Linked DNA regions of Homo sapiens: region 2 is linked to region 1. A link is an interaction called in ENCODE POLR2A ChIA-PET data of the cell type or tissue named here. Cell type or tissue: IMR-90. All regions are shown on one strand. Each heading gives the region's core, and the rest is flanking DNA. Links, peaks and the distances in the headings are about the cores only. Region 1 overlaps DCLK1 (doublecortin like kinase 1). Region 2 overlaps NBEA (neurobeachin).

Region 1 (2,927 bases), core at 245-2,744:
TGAGTCGAGATGGCGGCAGTACAGTCCAGCCTCCGCTCAGCATCAGAGGGAGACCGTGCAAAGAGGGAGAGGGAGAGGGGGAGGGGGAGGGGGAGGGGGAGAGGGAGAGGGAGAGGCCAGAATTTTCATTCTTTTTAAGGCTGAATAATCTCTTTTATGGTTATGTCATATTTTGTTTATCCATTCATCCATCAATGAATATTTGGATTGTTTCTACTTTTTAGCTATTGTATGTAGTGCTACTATTAACATGGGTGCAGAAATATCTATTCAAGATATTGCTTTCAGTTCTTTTGGGCATATACCCAGAAGTGGAATTGCTGGATTGTATGGGAATTCCACACTTAATTTTTTGTGAGAAATCAGCATGCTGTTTTCCACAGTGGCTGCATCATTTTTTATTCCCACAAGAATTTCACAAGAGTTCCAGTTTCCCCACATCCTTGCCAACGCTTGTTATTTTCCATTTTCTGTTTATTTGTTAATAATGGCCACCCTAATGGGTGGCAACCCATTTCCATTTTCAAATGAATTGTATTTTCAAAAAAGTTTTTTCATGTTTCTTGTTTCATGTGTTTGTTTTGTTTGTCTCTTTACCTTGAGCTTTCTGTTTTTCCTCAGCATTTCCTGATCTCCTGACATCTTGTTTCAAATGTCTAGGAACTCTCCCTGTGGCCCTCCTCTCTTTGGAATGAGAAGTTCAGATCCCTTACAGTCTCTTATTGTTCTTGTTTTTATTTGTATATGGCTCTGAACAGTATTTCTAAGATTGGGCACAGCACAAAACAAAACGGCTGAGAGAGAGAGAGAGAGTGAGAGAATACAAGTGCTCTACTCCACCCCTAAGAGTGGAAGGGGTCTGGATGCAGAGGGATTAAGCATAGTTGATTCTCAGTGGCTTCCAGTCAGTCTTCCTAAAAGAGGAGAGGAGCAATGTGGTTTCTTAACCATTCTTTAGCTGCTTTCTAATGATCTTTTCTTTGTGGGAGGACATTTCAAGGTTTCCCTGAGCAAGAATTTTCTCTTTCTGTCCTTTGCACAGCAACTGGTAAACTGAGATCCTTAAAAAAGTAAATATTTTTAAATGTGGAAACATCGCTTACAACCAAGTGAATAACATCTGGCTAACAAAGAGCATGGCACTATCAGATGGAATTAGGGCACATGCACGCAGTACAAAAGCTCCAGATGCTCGTGTTAATTCAGTTAAATTCGAGTCAAAGAATCAGTGGAGCCGGTCCTTTGGACTGACTGGTCCTATAAATACAAATGGCCAACGCATGCCCAGCCTGGCTCATTGATCAAACAGAGTAGAGATTTATTGACATATACAGGAATATTCTTTTTCTACTGAAAGATGGCTATGTGTGTTGTACTTATTTCTAAAATTATTGGCATCATGAATGACACATTCATGAGGTACCTGCCCAGTGTTCAGAAGACTGTTAGGTAGAGAAGGAGTAAAGAACTGCACTGGTGATCTCAGAACAGTGTCTTCTAGGGCATGATGTAAAGGAACTTGCAGATTTCATGTTAGAGCAACTTAAGTTATGGCTTAAGTCAGCGGTCAGCAAACGTTTTCTGAAAAGGGTCAGAGAGTAAATATTTTAGGCTTTGTGAACCATATGATCTCTGTTGCAACTACTCAACTCTGTCTTTGTATCTGGAAAGCTGCCATAGACGTTATGTAAACAAGCGAGCATGGCTGTGTTCCTAAGACTTTATTCATGGGCACTGAAATTTGAATTTCCTACCATTTTTACCTGACACAAAATGTGATTCTTCGCTTGAGTTTTTTTTTTTTTTTTTCCAACCATTTTAAAATGTAAAAACCATTCTTAGCTCAAGGGCTGTACAAAAAGATTTGGCCCATAGATTTCAATTTACGGAACCCGTGGAAGTCATAGCTTCCAAGAATGTTTCTTTTTGATGCTCAGATTTTTGTATGTGTAGGAAAACTTGGATGCAAGCAAAATAAAAAGTATGTTCTAGCAAATGGTTTACAAAGATTTGAATTTATGAGATGAAAACAAATATTTCCGGCCACATGCCTCAGTGTAATTAGGTTTGCTGATTTAATGTCTTCCTGAAGGCAGAATTTTAGGTAGCAAAGTGAGCCTGCCAAGTAGGAAAGGAAGACGGAAGTTTAAAAACTCTAGCACTGCCTATGAAATCTTAAATCCTGCATTCATGCAATTTGCATGTTCATTTCCTCTTTTACAAAATGCTCCTGGAATTCTTATGGTTTCATTGTTAGTGAAAATTGTTTCTTTTTTTCCCCTTCACAATCCTATATTACAAATTCTCCAAACCTGGCACTTCACGGCATATTCCTTTTGAATGTCTTTAATTCTGCAATTTTATACACCCCCTTATCTTACAAATTTAATTAGTTTCCAGAAGTTCTGCAGAGAAAATGGGCCATAATAATTCTTGATTATTGCCACTTATCTTCTTATAATTTGATACAAGAGGATTTTATTGCATTTTTAAAGTAGTTTTAATCTGAAAAAGATAGTCCTCTCCAAGTTTAACTTCATGCAGTAGTAATAATTTAACTACTATTTCCTGGTTCTAGAAGTATTTTTCTATCTAAAAAGAAATTGCTTTTCTCAAATTATTGTACTACCATTGTATTAGTCTGTTTTCACACTGCTGTAAAGACATACTCAAAATTGGGTAATTTATAAAGAGGTTTAGTTGACTCAGAGTTCTGCATTGCTGGGGAGGCCTCAGGAAACTTACAATTGTGGCAGAAGGGAAAGAGGCATGTCTTACATGGCTGCAGATTAGAGAGAAATGTGTGAGAATGCAGGAAAAACTACCATCTATAAAACCATCAGATCTCATGAGAATTCACTCACTATCACGAGAACAGCATGGGGGAAACCACCCCCATAATCCAATCATTTCCCACAAGGTCTTTC
Region 2 (2,927 bases), core at 112-2,611, 320 kb after region 1:
TTGTACTAGAAAATGTTATGAAATGGATAAAATTTCTAGAAATCTTCTGTGCAGTTCTCTTCAGTGAGTCCCAACTCTGACCATTTTGGACTAAGGCAGAATACATATGCATATATATTTAAAAGAGTTCCCCAATCAGGCATCAGGATAAAGACGAGATTGTGACTAACTTTATCCTTTCATTAAGACAGTCAGTTCTCGACACTGAACGTTTATTTCTTTTGAGACTATACTGACTCCCTCTTCCTTGTGATCTACTTTACATGCCTTCATGACCCAAAGGATCTCAGTCCAATATTTACCTTTTAGCTATCTGGTAGTCCTGCCTTCCAGTAATTCCTTACCCTCTGATTTAAAAATGTACAGATCTTTCTGATCTTGAAAAGCATGCTGTCTCCTTTAAGTTCTACTTCTTGTCATTACTAAAACGTTTGAGGGGAGAGTGAGCACCTACTATCTTTCTTCACCTGCTCCCCATGTAAGATTTTCTGTCCTTTCCCACTTTAAGGGGGTCATCAATGACTTTCTTGTCAAGTGTGCAGGTCCTGTGAATGGGAGGGTTGCCTGGTGACACGCAGAACTCATTCTGCAACCCATGAATTGTTACAATGAAGTAGTTGTTCTGAGAGCTACTCCCTGTGTAGGAGAAAATCCTCCCCGAATGCTAACCTTGGGCAAGGATCTAAATCCTTCACCTCCTTGGGCAAGGATCTAAATCCTTCTAAATCATAATGAATGCCCTGCATATTCTCACAGCACATTTTTCTCCTTTACTATAGATTTTAACACACAATTATTTATGTATGTCTGTTTGTTCAGACTGAATCTCTGCAGGTCAGGATGGTGACTTAGTCTTAACAGAGATTCTAAAAATATTTGGTGAATACAGAAGCAGGGCATTTGTATAAAACTGAAACCTGGTCTAGAAAAAGAAAAGCACTTCAGAATTTTTTACTTTTACAATTCAATACCACAAAAACAATTAACAGACATTTGTTGAATGCTTACTCTATGCCAAGGGATACAAAGTCAGATACCAGGCTGACCTCAGGAAGTTAGCAGCCCCCAAAATAAAGACGATGAGTGTGTCAGTGCACATGGTAGGGAGCAGGACACAGGGGAGACAAGCCCAGGCTGCCCTGGGAGCCCAGACGAGTGACAGAGGGGAAGGGGAATAGGTTCTTAGGAAAGAGACTTTTGGAAAAAGGACAGAGCTCAGGTTTGAAGATTAAGTAAGAATTAGCTTGTCCACAGCATGAAAAGGTTTTCTACCATATAGAAATTTTCCCTTAAAAATTTCCAAATATATCAAGTTAAAAAAAAAAAGAAACTACTGGAACTGTGAGATGAATTCCTTCTATATTATCCAGAAATGTCATTAAAAAAATTCTACATGTATCTATTTCTCTATACATTGGTCTGCAAGGGTCAGTGAGATTTAACGTTAACTTTATTTATTCACAAAACATGTATTTGTTGAGTACCTACTACATACTAGATTCCATTCTAGATATTAATGATACTGGTAAAATGAAACAGATAAAGATTCCTGCCCTCAAAGAGCTTACATTCAGCCCAAAGTCACACACTGGCATCCCATGGGCTAGATTCAGCTCACAGACATGGTTTCTATTTGAGCCAAAATTTACAGGTCAGTAAATGGCATACAAGAAATTGGATTTTTTGGCTTCTCTTAAAAACTTCGCAGATCAGGCAATACCACATCAGCATTCCTGCACAACTGCCCTTTTGTAACGCCCACCACTCACATGACCTGGGCACTGCCACTGGCTTGTGTCACTCATCTATTCCCTGTCTGGTTCTTATATGCTTTGGGGCTTGTGAATCCTTTTAAAATATAATAATGAAAACTTTAATTTGTATTACAAGATATCAGTTGCTTTGTGTATCTGTTGTACTTTCCAGTAAACCCAAAATGAGTTAACATTGAACACGTGAGCTCATGAGCATGTATAATGTATATGGAAAGAGACTAAAACTTTGGAAATGTCCATCAATCCAACTTCATTAAATCTATGTTATCCATTATTAGAAGCTCCATTATTTTATATACTATTAATAAGTAAAATATGCTATCAATTAAAATATGCTATGATTGATTGATTGTAAGACACATTATGATTTTGGAGTATTGAGATATGAAAATGGTGTGCATCTTAGAATCAATAAATCATAGTGACTTTTTACTTAAACAGTGGTATCATGAGTCTTACATATTTCATACAAAGCCAGCATAGGTAATAGGCTTAAACCACTAGATTTTTTAAAACAAATGTGGCTAACAAAACGTTTGATGTTTCACAAATACAAAAGACCATGCAGCCATTGGTAGACAACACTTTGGTAGAATAACATGAAAATATAGATTTGCTTGTACTTAAATAATATTCTTTCTTAATGTTATTAAGAAATCACTGATTTTGGTATCCTGAAGTTAAGCTTATTATGTGCATTCACTTTTATTTATTTATTCAAATTACTCATTTTTTAAGGTTTAAGATAAAAGTGTATAAGGTACACTAATCTTAAGTGTACAGCTTGATGAATGTATATATGTATGTATATACATTTTTTCAGTTCTTCTAACCACCATCTACATTAAGACAGAGGACTTTGGAATGGAACTAGAAGGTTCCATATCTTGGTCTGGGTGGTGGGTACATGAGAGAATACATAGATACTGGTAACCTTGTGTGCCTCCCCAGCCAATTATTCCCCCTATCTAGCCCCATCACCCTGTCAAGCTAATAATTATTCTGATGTTTATCATCAATTATTTTTTATTCTTGAATTTTTGATAAATTGAGTTATACACTACATATTTCCTGTTTCTGCCTTTTTTGATCAACTTTATGTCTGCAAGATTCAACCTTGTTGTATGTATCGGTAGTTTGTTCATTTTTCTT

The links. Peaks named below come from ENCODE experiments on the same cell type or tissue, not always from the same donor. Only the 100,000 strongest peaks of a DNase experiment are listed, where the experiment ranks them.
Region 2: POLR2A ChIA-PET joins it to region 1 with 12 read pairs; 3 of 35 experiments call an interaction of 5 or more read pairs at or near these places.

What each region holds. Positions count from the first base shown.
Region 1 is chr13:35,963,664-35,966,590 of GRCh38, reverse strand. The region is part of intron 3 of DCLK1 (doublecortin like kinase 1); the gene reads left to right. Among named protein-coding and RNA genes, the nearest start is that of DCLK1, 170 kb to the left of the region's middle. In IMR-90, for the core only: no CTCF peak of the experiment used is centred there; a DNase peak (open chromatin) is centred at 1,620; H3K27ac peaks cover 405 bases.
Region 2 is chr13:35,641,491-35,644,417 of GRCh38, reverse strand. All of the region lies in intron 49 of NBEA (neurobeachin), which reads right to left. Among named protein-coding and RNA genes, the nearest start is that of LINC00445, 55 kb to the left of the region's middle. In IMR-90, for the core only: no CTCF peak of the experiment used is centred there; no DNase peak of the experiment used is centred there.